2 separate regions of the Mus musculus genome follow, and region 1 is linked to region 2. Evidence: chromatin loops called from intact Hi-C (ENCODE). Cell type or tissue: heart. All regions are shown on one strand.

Region 1 (8,000 bases), 59 kb before region 2:
CTTTCACCAGGGAGTCGGAGCCGCCGTTAGCTCATGCACACTCACCACTTCTAAGAAGAAATCCACATGGGGCCTCTTATGTACAAAAAACCGGACTGGGTGTTTGTCTATTACCACCTGCAGAGGAACAGCAAAGAGGTAAGGGGACTCCTAAGCACTGCCACACTGGCCCTGCCCCGTGCCCACTCCCTACTTTTCTCCTTCTGGCTGACCCTGGTGCCAGGTCTTGCCAAGCCCTAACCCTAAACCTGGGAAGAGAGAGTTTATGTGTGGACACAGTGAGCACTGCCACAAACGTTCCATACTCTGCACACACCTTGAGGATGAAGTCGGGAGGTGTCCCAGGTCTCACTGTAGGCCTCAGCACCCCATCGTGGTGAGAGTGAATCAGGGTTTCGTCCAGATCCAGCACCAGGATCTTCCTCTTCACCTGGGCTGAACCACAATGGGAAGGAATGACACCGACCGACTGACCTCCAGCCCGAAGCCCTGCTTCACCTTCTTGTAGTCTTCCTGGCTGACATACTCACCTAGGCGATTCCGGGACAAAGGAGATAAGGGCAGGATATCATATCGAACAGTCTGATACTGAATTACCTAAGAATAATGAGAGACGAGAATTAGAATCCCTTCAAAGGAAATCCTCCTAATTATAATAATGGCAAATCCTGAATATTTACCATATGCTGGGCACTGGACATGATTAGAACCTCATATATAATCGTAACAGTGACAAGGGTGAAGTTCAGTAGTAGGACACTTATCTAACAGACAGTTAGGATCAATCTTGGTTCAGTTCCCAGCACCATGAAAACTAAACAACTCGTTAGGAACACTGTCACTACCCTTGTTTAAAGAACAAGGAAAGAGGTAACAAGGATTAAGCACCCCCATGCCTGGGACAGCACAGCTCAACTTATCCCCTTCATTAGAATGAAACCTCCATGAGAACGTGAGCTCCTCTCAGCCATGCCTAACTTTCCAGTGCCTCAAACACTGTACCAAGGATAATGACTTAACAGCAGAGTATTTCTTGGTGTGATATTATCCTGCTGAACTGAACAAGAAATAGACACACATACACAGCGCCACCAACCCTTCACCTCAAGGGCTCTTCATTGGTGACTCTTGTCATCTCTCATTGGGAACCAAGAACCTCAGACTCTTAGTGGGCAGAGAATAGCAATCAGGAAAGGAAGTCCTTGGATCACCGAGAGGAACAGTAGATGAGGGAATCCAGGGGTGTCAGGTCAGCTAAGTTCCTCTGGCTAGGGGCCACTGGGACTATTTTAACCAGCCACCTGTCTGCTTCTGTTTCTACTAGCCAAGTCACAAGTTGTAGTGAATCTCTGAAGAGCCTCTTTATCTTGGTGCCCAGGGAAATGTAGAAAGCATTAAAAAGTTCTACTTGCTAAGCTAACAGGCTAGCGAAAAGCCAGAGTGAGGTGAGGACTGTTGCAGAACGGTGGGGAGGGGACAGGGACAGCACCACCTTGAGCTTTCCAGCTCGCCTTCTCCAAGACTTCTCCAGAAGCCATTTCCTAATCCCTAGAGCTTCTACGCAAAGCCTGGCAATTCCCTCCTCTGCTCTTTTCTTCTAACATACAAATGCTCTTCAGTCCATCCTTAGGTCCTAAGCCACACAGTCCCTGCCTGAAAACCAAAAGGCCCACTCTTCTCTAATCCCAAGGCATCTGCCCTTCCTTTCTCCCTGAGCCTGTGAGGAGGGCTGAAACAGCTCGGGTGTCCTGCCCTGCTATCTCGGGTTGCACATGCTGGGCATGGAGGGAATGCTCCAAGTTTCTGCCAGAGAGGGCGTGGGGAAGAAACCAGCCTGGAAGGGAGGGGAGGACAAAAGGCTGTGGGGTCGGGGGATTTCTTACAGAAGAACGCAGTTTAGGAAGTCTTTCCATAGTTGGGCTGGACACTAGTCCCCACACTCAAAAATAAATAAATAGATAGATAAATAAATAAAGGAGCTGTGAAAAGAGGGAGGGTTCTCAGAGCAAGGTCAGAAAGAGGATGAGAGGTCAGAGCATAAAGAAAACCTCAGGAGTTAGGCCCACACCTGGCCAGCCTCACACACCCTATGGATCCTATTTTATCTCAGGAGACTAGGACTGCTTATAGCCACCATCCAAAATAATCCTCACCCTAAAGCAGGAAGTGGAAGAAATAAACAGACTGCTAGAGAAGGAACTGAAGTCCAAGCCACCTCAGTCACCTCTTCTACCAGAACCACCAAGGTCCTTCTGGGAATTCTGACCTGGGCTGCCAAAGCCTGCATGCTACTCAGTCATTTCCCCCCAGAATCTGACTTCAGGAGATTTACTCCAGAGGGCATGTTCATTAAGAAGTGATGGTAAGCCAGGCGTGATGGCGCACGCCTTTGATACCAGCACTGGGGAGGCAGAGGCAGGTGGATTTCTGAGTTCGAGGCCAGCCTGGTCTACAAAGTGAGTTCCAGGACAGCCAGGGCTGGGGGCAGGGGCGGCGGGGAGGAATGGTAGCTGAAACAATGTTTACCTTGGAGAAAAGCTTGAGGGAGAGAACCCAGAGATACCTGGGTTCATCCAAACAGTCTCTACACTCCAAGTATCCCTTCATAATCGCTAGAGTCGCCTGGAGAAACATGCCCACCTTCAGATGCAAGCTCTCCAGCTAACAGCCAGCTTGTCTAATGAGACACCCAACTTTAATGTGCATCTGACAACTAAAGATGCCTATTGGAAAAGCATCGTTTTCTGTCCCAGGGTCTTAATAATAAGCCCATACACACAAGCTAGAGAATTCCAGAGCCTTTTTGGAGGAGCTCCTTCACACCCAAGGCTTTTCCTCAAGTTCCAATTCCTGCTCCATATGCCCTTCTACCCACCCACACCACTGACAAAGGAGTCTGACTTTCAACAGGAGGGTCTTTCCAAAGCCCATATCAATAGTTCTGGCTACCAGCAAACAGGTGTTCCCGGCCTCTTCTTTCTTTAGCAACAACTCTAGCTTTCGTAAGGAGAGCACCATTCTAGCCCCCGAGAACTGCCAAATCCTATCCCATTTAGGCAGATTAAGAAAGAAAGCAAACCCAGTAAAAATCATGGTTCTTTTATTAAGGGCTGAACCTTGCTTAAAGGTGTCCTACTTCTCCAGCGGGTAAAGCTCTGGCCAAGGCTCCCTTCCTAGGCCCAAAGCAGAGGCCCAGCACTATCCAAAATTCCGCGAGCACCGCGGACAGAGGACCCCACCACTGGCAGCACCCAAGCAAACTCACCGTGCGGATCTGCCTCCGCAAAAGGTAAATAAAGAAGCTCCAGAGCTTGGCGGCGAAGGCCACGAACGTGCGCAGCCCCAGCAGACACTGCGTCCGCATCATCCCGATGACCCCGGCACCGCCGGCCCCGGGGCCCCCGCGGCCCAGCTCCGCCAGCCCCCCGGGGGCAGCCCCCCGCCGCAGGGAGGGGGAACGGGGGCCCCGAGCGGCAGGAGAGGCTGCAGAGATGAGCACGGAGTGGGTGGCTTAGAAAGCCACCCCCAGCGAAGGGAAAGCCCAGCGGAACCGGGAACTGGGGGACTGGCGTGGGCAGCCCGCGGGGGCCCACATGAGCGGGAAGTGGCACCGACGACTTCGCGTGGGCTGCAGGCCGAAACAGGTCGGGCTAGGACAGGGTCCTCTGAGACCAGGAGGGAAGGGGATGGAGAATTGGGGGAGGGGGCAGTGGGGGAGGGGGCTAGGGAAAAGGGAGGGAGGGAGATGGGAGGGGAAGGGGGAAGCGAAGGGTGGCCTTCTGCGCAGGCGCGCTAGGGGTCTGCCCCGGGAAGGGGGCGGGCGGGGGCGGCGGCGGCGCGCGGTGGGCCGCGGCGATTCTCGGGGGCCCCCTGGGCGCAGGAGCTGGGGAGGAGGGGGAGGGGGAGCCGAAGGGCACGGATCGCTGGGCCGGAGTGGCCTCCCCCTCCCCGAGGTCAGGATCGCTTAGCCGCTGAGGAGCGGGGCTGCAGCCTCTGCAGCTAGGCTTCCCACTCTGACAGGCGCCATTTTACCGCCCAAAGGGCTCCCTCCTCTCTTCCCTCCTCCTCTTCCCCTCTGACATTACTTCCGGTAGTGACGTGTATTCACTTCCCCGGGATTGCTGTTTCCCTCAATTCATTCTGAGGAGGGAGGGGAAAGTTAAGGAAAGCTCTCTGCTCTGACCCCGGGGTGCAGCGTTACGCACGCGCACTAGGTTACTGCGGGGCGGGACCTGGAGAGAAGCCAGGCGCCGTGTGGGCGGGGCCGAGTGACATCATTTATTCCCAGGTTCGAACCTTCTTCGGGATTGGAGCTCGTGAGACCTCTGTCCTTGTCCCCATCCCACTGATAACTGTTCCAACGGCCCTTCTGGCTCCAGTCATGGTGCAAGAGTAGATTAAGGATGTTGTCTCTAGGACTGTGTACAGAGACTCTGGAGCGGCCCCTCCGTGTAAGCCCCCTGAGAATACGGAGCATAAAAAAACCAGGCTCCTCTTTCCGGACTTTGCGGTCCTTTAAGGTTGGAAGCAATCGTAAGTGCCCCGCCTCCTCGGTGGTGACGACATCAGAAGGCGTCCTGAGGCGTCAGAGATGCTGGACTCGTTGTTGGCCATCGGTGGTTTGGTGCTTTTGCGAGGTGAGGGATCAAGGCATGCGGTGGTAGCCTTGGGCTTGGCTGAAGGAGCGGGAGCCTGGAGGACCCGCTGGGGATGGATACCCAGCTAGGGGTGGAAGTCGTGGTCGGAGCCCTGAGGGCTCAGTAGGTCTCACCCATCCTTGGCTCTCCCCAGATTCCGTGGAGTGGGAAGGGCGTAGTCTCCTGAAGGCTCTTATCAAGAAATCTGCACTTCGGTGAGTTAGCCCACAGTTTCTCCTCTCCTTCCCGGAAAGGGAGCCGGTACCCCCACTCTTCAATATATTTCCTTCATCTCTGCCTTAGTGGGGAGCAGGTCCACGTTCTGGGCTGTGAAGTGAGCGAAGAAGAGTTTCGCGAAGGTTTCGACTCTGATGTCAACAGCCGGTGAGTATACATTAAAACAGGTTTCATTCGGACTACAGCTGCTAAGGACGTCTCTTCAACAGACAGCACAGAATCTCATACTGTGGAGAAACTGGTATCGTAGGGTTTGGAACAGTAAAAATTAAAAGACTAGCGAGATGGGTTTTTTTTAGAGACTTTAGCACCAGCTTGCCGGCTTGACTGAAGGGACATGAATGAGGCTGTTGCTCACTCAACAAAAGAGAGCAGTAAACGCTTAGATAGTTTGCTGTATATACATAAGCATTCTGGCTTTAATGTTTGCACGTTAATGCATAGTCAACCAAGAAACACTTGAGTTTCTTCTAAAGTTGATGTCATCATCTTTTATATAAGTGTCCTTGGAGTTGGTTTGTTCTAGGCCTTATTATAAGGCTCAAGACTATAGATGCTAGAATTGAACTGAAAACACAAGGCAGGATAAAGGAACATACTAATTCCAAAGAGTAGTAGGCTAAATTAACCTTTGGATAGAACTTTTTTGCCCATTTTATTTTATTTTTCTCAGAAAAGGACATTTTGTTTTTTGGTTGTTGTTTTTTTTTTTTTTTAATTGATCTCATTATGGGGCGGATCTCATTATGTGGTGTAGGCTGCGTTACAACTCACTGTGTAGTCCACAGTAACCTCTTAACTCCCAGCCTCATATCCTGCCTCATCCTCCCCTATGCTGTGACTATGTTACATGCCACATGTCCAATTTATAAGATTTCTTCAATTTAAAAAAATGGCATAAGATCACTGTAATAGCACACACTTTTTTGGGCTTTATGAGACAGGGTTTCTCTGTATAGCCCTGGCTGTCCTAGAACTCTGTAGACCAGGCTGGCCTCTGCCTCCCTACTGCTGGGATTAAAGACGTGCGCCATCACGGCTGGCAATAGCACACACTTTTAATCCCTGCATTCAAGGGAGATACAGGCATATCTCTCGAATCTGAAGCCAGCCTGGTCTACAGAGAAGAGTTCCACACCAGTTAGGGCTACATAGTGAGAGTGTCTCTAAATAAATAATAAACATAGAGCAAATACATCTTATTCTTTAAAAGGCACAAATAACCACAGTTATCTAAATAATTGTTTCCTTGAGATGTTTCCACAATTATCTGCTAGAAAGACAAAATTACTTTAAAAGCTTTGTTTTGCTTCTTTGCTTTTATCTTTTGTGTGTGAGTGTTTTGCCTATATTTGTGGGCCGGGGTATGTCTTGGTGTTTGCAGAAATCAGAAGAGTGCTCTGCCAGAGGTCCTGAGTTCAATTCCCAGCACCCACATGGTGGCTCACAACCATCTGTAATGGGACCTGATGCCCTCTTCTGGTGTGTCTGAAGATAGCTACAGTGTACTTATACACACAAACACATATGTATACATACGTATGGTTTTCTTTTTAAGATTTATAGATTTTATGTATATGGGTGCTTTATCTGCATATACACCTGTGTGTCAGAAGAGGCCATCAAATCTCATTATAGATGGTTGTGAGCCACCATGTGGTTGCTGGGAATTGAACTCAAGACCTCTGGAAGAGTAGCCAGTGCTCTTACCCAATGAGCCATCTCTCCAGTCCCAAAATAAACAGTTTTTTAAAATGACTAACATGTCTAAAGTGCTGAAGTGAGTGGAGTCTAATTCAAGAATTGAAGTAAAGAGACTCGTGTGGTTTGAAGACAGGATACCAAGCCTTCATCTTATTTGCATTATGTGTAGAATCCAGTGAAGAATTCGTGTGTTTAGCAAAATTGATCTTTAGATCTTTTTTTTTCCATTTTTTATTAGGTATTTAGCTCATTTACATTTCCAATGCTATACCAAAAGTCCCCCATACCCACCCACCCACTCCCCCTTTTTGGCCCTGGCGATCTTTAGATCTCTTAACTGAGCAGTGGTGGCCAGTGCTTTTGGTTTGGTTTGGTTTCGTATGTTTTTTCAAGACAGGGTTTCTCTGTGTAGTCTTCAGTGTATTGTAGTCCTCTGTAGGTCAGACTGGACTCAAACTCCCAGAGATCCACCGCCTTGGTTCCTGAGTGCTGGGATTAAAGACATGTGTCACCACACCTACCAGACTCTAGGGTCAATTGTCACTACCCAGATGGTCGTGGTAGCATATGTAAAGAGACTCGTGTGGTTTGAAGACAGGATACCAGCACTTGAGAGGCAGAGACAGGCAGATCTCTTATGAATTCAAGGCCAGCCTGGTCTACGTAGTGAATTCCAAGCCAGCCAAGGAAACCTAGTGAGATCCCGTCTCAGAAAATAAAATAATAGGGGCTGGAAAGATGGCTCAGTGATAAAGAGCACTGACGGCTCTTCCAGAGGACCTGGGTTCAATTCTCAGCACTCACATGCTCACTATCTGTAACTCTAGATCAAGGACATCTGATACCTTCACACAGACATGAATACACTCAAAACCACTAATGCATGTTCAATTTTTAAAAAATTAAAAGAAAAATACTACTAAAAATGAATCCCAGGGTCTAGAGAGATGGCTCAGTTAAGAGTGCCTGCTGTCCTTGCAGAGGCCCTCAGTGTGGTTGTCTGTCAGCACCTACACCGGGCACCTGTATTTCCAGCTCAGAGGTGTCTAATGTCCTCTTCTGGCTTCCTTGGGCATCTATACTCACTGTACACACATAATCACAGACTCACATATATACACATAATTAGAATGAGATAAAATCCTGTTAGAAAAATCATAAACTTGCCGGGTGGTGGTGGCGCACGCCTTTAATCCAAGCACTTGGGAGGCAGAGGCAGGCGGATTTCTGAGTTCGAGGCCAGCCTGGTCTACAAAGTGAGTTCCAGGACAGCCAGGGCTATACAGAGAAACCCTGTCTCGAAAAACCAAAAAAAATCATAAACTTCTTTTAGGGACCAGAGGCGCGGCTCAGTTGGTGGTGGGTGCCTCCTTAGCCTGCTCAGGCCTGAGTCTGCACTGTATAAACCTGGATTCTGTGATT
Region 2 (8,000 bases):
AGAAGACACATCAGATTTTGTGACGGATGGTTGTGGTTGCTGGGATTTGAACTTGGGACCTTCGGAAGAGCAGTCGGCGCTCTTAACCATTGAGCCATCTTGCCAGTCCAACTCATTTTCATTTACAATATCAAAACCAGATTTTTTTGCCAAGTTACCAGTACCATATCATGTTTCAAATCCTAACAGTGGACCAAAGGAAACTCCTACAAGCACAAGCTGAAATAAAGAGAACTCTCCTTACTGTTGTTTTGATGTTGCCATGGTGAGTCCAGCCTGGTCTGGACTCCCTTTGTAGCTGAGGACAATCATGAGCTCCTAAGCCCTTTTGGATTATAGCTGTGCACTCCAGTGCCGGCTACAATAAACAATGTTAGCCATTTTGACACATTAGTCAAACACAGTCCTGTGGGATATATATATATATAACATATATAGGGTTTTTTTCTTTTTGTTTCATTCATTCATTCATTAATTCACTTTCTCTTCCTTTCTTGAAACAGGTTCTCACTATGTAGCTCCGGCTGTTCTATGTAGAGCAAGCTGGCTTTGAACCCCCCACCCCCCAGACAGGGTTTCTCTGTATAGCCCTGGCTGTCCTGAACTCACTCTGTAGACCAGGCTGGCCTCAAGCTCAGAAATCTGCCTGCCTCTGCCTCCCGAGTGCTGGGATTAAAGGCTGCAAACTGGCTTTGAATTCACAGGGATCCACCTGCCTCTTCCTCCCAGTGCAGAGATTACAGACAGGCACCACCATGCCTAGCTCCATTAAAATATCTGAGCATCTTTTTTCTTTCTATTTTTTATTTGGGAGATTATGATATATTAACAACATTTCTCTCTTTCGGGTCCTCCCTCCAAACTCTTGCATGTAACCACACACTCCACTGCCCCCTCCCCAGGCCCCCTGAGCATCTTTTTTCTAGGTTCCCTCTTTCCAGAGGCAACTATCCCTGGCTCCACCGTGATAGCTTACCCACAGCATCACTTTTGGCAGAACTTACATTTGTAAGTAACTATTTTCTAGAATGAAGCATACTAAGAATCCAAACCAAAAGTGTGCTGAGGAGCATCATGGGAACTCAATTACAGCTTACGTTCATGGACCTGGATGCTAATGCAGTTTCTTTCTTTCTTTCTTTCTTTCTTTCTTTCTTTCTTTCTTTCTTTCTTTCTTTCTTTCTTTCTTTCTCCTTCTCTCTCTTTCCTTCCTTCCTTTCATTCTTTCTTTTCTTCCTTCCTTCCTTTCTTACTTTATCTGCATTTATTTTCTGCTGAATTTATTCCTGTCATGAGTTTTTGTTTCTTCAGTTTCTTCTGGGATATCTTTTTCTTTCTTTTTGTTTGTTTGTTTGTTTGTTTTCAAGACAGGGTTTCTCTGCGTAGCCCTGGCTGTTCTGGGACTCACCTTGTAGACCAGGCTGGTCTCAAACGCAGAAATCCGCCTGCCTCTGTCTCCGGAGTGCTGGGATTAAAGGCGTGTGCCACCACTGACCAGCTCTTTTAGTAATTCTTTTTTGCCTGAGTTTTACTATAGAGTTAACCCTGACTAACCTAGAGCTGTTAATACAGACCAGGCTGACCTTGAATTCACAGAGATCTGTCTAACTCTAACTCCTTGTGTCCAGAGTCCGGAGTGTAGGAGTTAAAGGTGTGTGCCACCACACCAGCTTTGTTGTTTGTTTTTTAACATTTATTTTTTAGCCAGATATTAGTGGTATAACAGTCTTAGCACTTAAAGGCAGAGGCAGGCAGATCTCTGTGAGTTCAAGGCCAGCCTAGTCTACAGATTGAGTTCTAGAACAGCCAAGGCTACAGAGAGAAACCCTGTCTCAGAAAACCAAAAATGAAAACATATTTTAAAAAACTAAGTGAGCTGAAGGAGTAAAGCACGCGCCACACAGGGTGATGACCCGGCTTCGAGTCTCCAGAGCCCACAGGGAACCGGTGAGTTGAATACAAGTGCTCCTACTTGAGATGGGAGGTGTAGACAGAAGAACCCAGAATCTTGGGGGGCTAGCTAGCAGGCCATATGTATCAGTATACAACAAAGTGGCCCAGTTTCAAATGGGGTGGAAGACAGAGACTCTAAGCTGAAATTGTCTTCTGAGCTCCACACGTGGTGCATGAATGTGCACACTCACACACATACCAGTACACACACATCACACACACAAAGATTTAAAAAAAAAAAATCAGGTCTAGAGAGATGGTTCAGTACTTAAAGAGTACTTGCTGCTCTTCCAGAGGACTGAGTTTAAGTTCCTAATATCCATGTCAGATAGCTTGTGGTTATCTTTAACTTCAGCTCTGGGGCCTCTGGCCTCTGAAGGTTTGAGTTCTAGGACAGCCAAGGCTACAGAGAGAAACCTTGTCTCAGAAAACCAAAAATAAAATAAAATGAAAACATAATTTAAAAAACTATGTGCGCTGAAGGAGTAAAGCACGCGCCACGCAGGGTGATGACCTGGGTTCATTTTCACACCTATACACACCAGCACTCAGACACAAGGTTAAGGCCAGCATAGAATACACAGTACCCTTTCTTGAAAGAAAGAGAGAGGAGACCCCAGTGTGTTGGTGAATAACTTCAATCTCAGTACTTGGAGGCAGATGCAGGAGAATTCCTGTGAGTTTGAAGCCAGCCTGGTCTATATGAGTTCCAGGACAGCCAGAGCTCTATAGTGAGCTCATGTCTTATCCCTCCGACCTCAGGGGTTCTTTCTTTTCATTACCAAATCTATTTTCATTATGCTAAACAAACAAACAAACAAACAAACAAACAGGTAAGGGACGTAGGCACAGCTTGATCCTTGCTGAACACTCACTGGCCCTAGATTCAACTGCCTGGTACCATCAAATAAACGAGCAAGTACAGGCCAAAGCTGTGCTTTAGTACCTGAAGAGGTGTGTGACTGATAAGTCTAGGATTTTTTTTTTATAATCTGCCAAAAGATTCATCCCACTTTCCCCCTCCCTTATGGTCCATTCCCTAAATCCTTTGCATTAGGCAACCACTAATATATTTTTTGTGTATCGTGTTTGTGACATTTACAGTTCTACTAATTGTCTCTGAATAGCCCTAGCCCCAAGCTTTGCACCATTTGGCTTTTACAGTTGTCACATGTGTCCAGAAGTTCATATCTTTTTCAGTACTGGGACAGAATTTTAAAATAGGGTTTTACTATGTAGCACAGGCTGGCAATCTTCCTGTTTAGCCAGGAGATAGGATTACTGGCATGTATTACCACACCCAGAGAATGACCATAAACTTCCCATCCTCCTTCCTCTGCCTCTGGGTCCTTAGGTGCTGCAATTACAGGGAGGGAGGGTGGCAGGCCCTGTGCCTGGCTAGGATTGGATTATGTAGGCTACCATAGCCTTGAACTACTGATCTGCTGATCTCAGCTTTCTCAGTGCTGGCATTCCACAGAAAACGACAGAAAATTCAGGAAAAGTGACTGAAAGATATAGGGTGGATAGTTCTACTGTGCTACACAAACACGTAATAATTCCAATTAAGTGCTTGCAAGCGTTCCAGTAAGTTGGAGATTAAGATATCATTTAATATCCTTACTTAGTGGTAAAGAAATTAAAAGTACAGTAATTTGAAGTGATTTCTCAAAACTATAGGTGGCAGTGCATGCCTTACATCCCAACACGAGAGGCAGAGGCAGGTGGATCTTAAGGCCAGTCTGGTCGACTGAGTGAGTTCCAGGACAGCCAGAGCTACACAGAGAAACCCTGTCTTGAAAAACAACAACAAAACCACCACTACCACCAAAAAGGTTTAGATTCCTAGACCAGATTTTTTTGTTTTGCTTTTGAGTCAAGAATTCACACTGTACAGACCAGACTGGCCTTGAACCCACCTGGCTCTTACAGGATTAAGGGAGTGCTCCACCACGCCTGCATTATCTAAGGAGTAGGAATCCTGATCGCTCATCTTTAGATAACGTCAAAGTAATTTAATATTGCACTGTTTTGTTTTTTTCTATTCTCCTGCTCCAGTTTCTCAAACTCAGAGATTACAGGCATCATAAATTTCAAGACCAACTTTATGTGCTGGCTTTATAACAAGTCTCAGCCTCCTAGCGATCTGGCAATAAAGTCTGTGTCGCCTGGTCCAGAGCCACTCTTCTCATAGGGAGTTTGATTTTGGAAGAAACATTAGACATTTCCTTTTAGAAACCTCAAGCCGACCTGGGAAAACAATCGGAAACGCTATGTAGTTCTCTTTATTTAGGATTTAGAAAGGAAAAGCTTCTATGCGAACCTTAGGAATCAACACTAACCAGGGTTTAGACAAGATGGTGGCTTGTATCGGATAGCTCTGGATACTGAAACTATAGCGCACAAGTTGTGTAAAGTACCGAAGCCGGGATGGTTGTAATCCGACCACACTAGCGTGAGAGCAGAGTCTCCCACGGAAAGCAGTCTCTTGAGCACGTGCAGAGCTGGGACAGCGATTCGGAGAAGAGCCACACACCTAACTAGAAAGGTTCTCAGAAACGTGTTTGTGAGTTGTTCAATTCCAGTTAAAGCCGAGGTGTGGCGCCTGCTCAGACGCATGCGTTCTTGACGCCGCAAGCAGCACAGTGGCGTGGTCTTTTCAACACCCCGCGTAGGGACGACGTCTGAGGTGGAAGGGGCGTTTAGGATTCCTAACACGCATGCGTTGAGACCCAGGCGTTTCCTTCGGAGGGTGTGGAGTGCAGGGTTCTGTATTGCGCAGCCGCAAGGGTTGCCCGGTAGAGCGAGCTGTCGCTCAAGGGGAGGGAAGAAGAGGTTGAAGGGATTTAAAAAAAAAAAAAAAAAACCCGGTGCGCCTGCGCATTGCCGACTGGTTGGAAGCACTACGGACTGGAAAGGGGCGGGGTCACGTGTGTGCGTCATCCGATGGGTAGGTGGGAGAGAGGGTGGAGATCGGGGAGGGTCCATGCGCTTGCGCAGTGCGGGGGTGGAAGGTGGTGGAGCTACCTAGCACGCTTGCGCGGCTGTCATAGGGCTGCTTGGTTGGTCAGTGGGGAGTCGGCGCCTGCGTACTAAGACCCGTGTGCAGCAGCGGCGGCGGCGCTAGAGGCGGCGGCGGCGGCGGCGGCAGCACAGTAGCGGGTTCGGAGGCAGCAGTTGGGCTCGCGGCGAGCGGACCAGGTCAAGTCAGTGCGTTCGCGCGAGGTGAGAGCGGGCAGGGCGCGCCTGCGCGTAACCTCGGTTTGAGCTACGAACGAGAGACGGAACTACGCGGGGGTCGGGGAGGGGGGCAGAAGGGAGCGGCGGCTGTCGCCGCACGGGTTCGGTGAGGGAGCGGCGCGAGGTGCGGAGAGGCGGGTGCAGGGCCCGGTTGGCGCGAGGGGTGACGGTTGGGGCCGGCCGGGTGACGTTGGAGCGACGCAGGGCGGGGGACGGCGAGCCGCGAGGCCGCCACGCGGGAGAGGCCGCCAGGCGGCCACGCCGGGGCGAGGGCCCGGGGCCAGATCGGCCCAGACAGGGCAAAGGCTCCTGTGCGGTTGAGGACCGGCGCTGCGCGGCCACGTGAGGTGGGGGAGGGGGCTGTTAGGTGAGGGCATGTGGAGGGGGTTGGCGGCCGGCGGGGGGAGGGGAGGCGGCATGGTCCTGGCCTGGCGCAGCTTTGGGGCAGGGGCAGCCGTAGCACCGGAAGTGTTCCCCATTGGAGGCTGCCCTCGGGGTCCGAGGCCATGCGGCCGAACGTTGACCGGGGCCGCATGGCTGCACGGGGACCCCTCCCCCCTGGCCCGGGCCACCGGAAGCCCCGGGCGACCACATGGTGGGCGCGAGCCGGCAACCCTCAGCGCAAGGAGCTCTGGTCTTTTTTGGGTTTCTCCGGAGCCTTGGATTTTGGCGTGCGGGAGAGACCCTACCCTTGGGTCTCACTCATCCCGCAGGGCCCGTTGCAGGCATATGTTAGTGTTCCCCAGCCTCATGGGCCTCTGGAGCTCATCCCTCAGTCTTCATATGAAGTGAGACGTCCAGCCAGATGTAAGTGGTACTGCTTTGCTGGGGAAACCGGGAAAAGTGGGGAAACTGAGGGCGATTGGACTGATGCCCAACTCTTTCTCGGCCCATGCCGACAGCGCCTGAAAGTAGTGAGCTTCTAGTTCCCCTGCGGTGATCTTCGATCTTCACCATGCCAGTGCCTTCCCTGTCGTGTTTTGTTTGGGAGTTACTGTGTTTTAAAGTCCTTTACTCTGCCAGCCTAGTACGATTTCTATTACTACTACGAATCTTTTGCTTTCATTTTATTGTCATTCACCACCCCTCACTTTCTACTGACTGTACAGGCTGGGCCTGAAAAGCCGACAGGACTGGTGCATCCTGGGAAAAGTGGGAGGGCCATCGACAAAAGGCTGAGTTCCCTTCGGGAACTGAGATCGAAATGTTTGGCAGTGGGATCCTTTAGGAAACTACTTTCTCTCCCTTGACTGCATCTGCAAGTGCACGTTGGAGGCGGGAATCCCCCAAAGAGGCCTTGTGGTTTCCTGTACCAATGACTGGCTTGTGTGTGGACAGGGTGGGGGGGTGGTGTAACAACTGGGTGGGGCCTTGTCCTCCGTCTCCACCCCTCCATTAGCCCCGCCCTTCAGCTGGCTCATTGCTGCTCACCTAATTATAGTCCTGGCAGAGTGTGGGGAAGAGGGGGTGGTTGGTTTCAGTGGCGAGTAACACCTGAGTCCTACTCGCTCCCGGGAAGTAGCCCTTTCCTCATCTCTGGGATTTGGCATCCCAACTCCCAGGAGGCTTCCTTTCCCTAGCCACAACTTTAGATGTCATTGTGGGGGCCCAGGGGATCCCCAGCTGTTTTACCCCCAATACTCAAGCTCTTCAATATGTTTGACTCCAGTTTCAAAGCAGGAAATGCAACTTTATTTAGGTGGGTAATGAATGAAGGGGAAGTGGATCAGTGTTTTAGGGAGGAATGGGATAGATCAGCGATCTCATTTAACCTCCATCGTTACTGACCCTAGTTCTCTTCTTGGCTTTAGTTGGAATCGAAGCCTCTTAAAATGGCAGATGATTTGGACTTCGAGACAGGAGATGCAGGGGCCTCAGCCACCTTCCCAATGCAGTGCTCAGCATTACGTAAGAATGGTTTTGTGGTGCTCAAAGGCCGGCCATGTAAGATCGTCGAGATGTCTACTTCGAAGACTGGCAAGCATGGCCATGCCAAGGTTAGAATCACCTCTCAACATCTTGCCTTCCCTGCAGCTCCCACACCCCTAGGACTCTGGGCAGTGAACTGTTGGCTCTAGTCTTGACCCCTTTTGCTGTTTTCCTTTTGTTCAGCACCCAGTTTTTTGCTCCAATTTAAAACTAAACTGTTCCCAGTTTCTTCTGTAGGGTACCTGTCATGCTATGTTTTTTTCCTCCCTCTTTGTGCTAGTTTTCTTTTGGTTTGTATATTCAGTTTCTTATTCTTGACCTTGGGCTCCTTGTCCAGGATTTCTCCAGTCAAGGACCCCTCCTCCCAAGGCAGCATTCTTGGGGTGCTCCAGTCTGCATTCTCTAATCACTGCTGCTGCTCCTTCAAATTCTGGCTTCCCCTTTGGGGTTGTGATAAATCTCAATGTCCTCTACCTTCTGCTGACTGTCCACTGTTCTTTGGTTTACTTAAGACGGCATTCTTTCTCTTAGCTTAGACTTTCTGACTAGTTGAAATTTTTGTGTTATATTTCCTATCCTTTGTTGACATTAAATATAAGGCGTGCTCCTCTTCTGTTTTCCTTGCATACTGACTGCACAGTCCCTCTGCTCTTCTCCTGGGTTATCGTCTTCAGATCTTTTACATTCCTTTGCTTCATTTTCTCAGCCTATTCCACTTGTCCACGTTTGTCCAAGAAACTTTTCCCCAGATACTTCCCCAATAAAATAAAACGGTCTCATGTACTCCAGGGTACCGTCAAACTTGAACTTCCTTCCACCTCTACCTCTCTAGTGCTGGGATTACAGGCATGTGTCACCATGATTGGCTTATGTGTTAG

The links. Peaks named below come from ENCODE experiments on the same cell type or tissue, not always from the same donor. Only the 100,000 strongest peaks of a DNase experiment are listed, where the experiment ranks them.
Region 1: a loop joins it to region 2, with 5 times the contacts of the local background. A loop is called at or near these places in 9 of 42 quality-filtered maps.

What each region holds. Positions count from the first base shown.
Region 1 is chr11:69,976,851-69,984,850 of GRCm38, reverse strand. It overlaps Elp5 (elongator acetyltransferase complex subunit 5), which reads left to right and starts at 3,616. Exons shown (of 9, transcript NM_018740.2): 1 at 3,616-3,644; 2 at 4,289-4,637; 3 at 4,792-4,852; 4 at 4,941-5,021. The coding sequence starts at 4,592. Ctdnep1 (CTD nuclear envelope phosphatase 1) reads right to left here and starts at 3,683. Exons shown (of 8, transcript NM_026017.2): 1 at 3,266-3,683; 2 at 531-597; 3 at 317-435; 4 at 46-117. The coding sequence starts at 3,367. Gm51904 (a long non-coding RNA gene) reads left to right here. Exons shown (of 3, transcript XR_003949710.1): 3 at 1-320. In heart, no CTCF peak of the experiment used is centred here; DNase peaks (open chromatin) are centred at 220, 1,250, 1,780 and 4,290; H3K4me3 peaks cover 4,526 bases; H3K27ac peaks cover 3,827 bases.
Region 2 is chr11:69,918,341-69,926,340 of GRCm38, reverse strand. It overlaps Eif5a (eukaryotic translation initiation factor 5A), which reads left to right and starts at 4,955. Exons shown (of 6, transcript NM_181582.4): 1 at 4,955-5,178; 2 at 7,005-7,190. The coding sequence starts at 7,026. In heart, a CTCF peak has its summit at 4,542; DNase peaks (open chromatin) are centred at 4,900, 5,680 and 6,580; H3K4me3 peaks cover 4,247 bases; H3K27ac peaks cover 3,756 bases.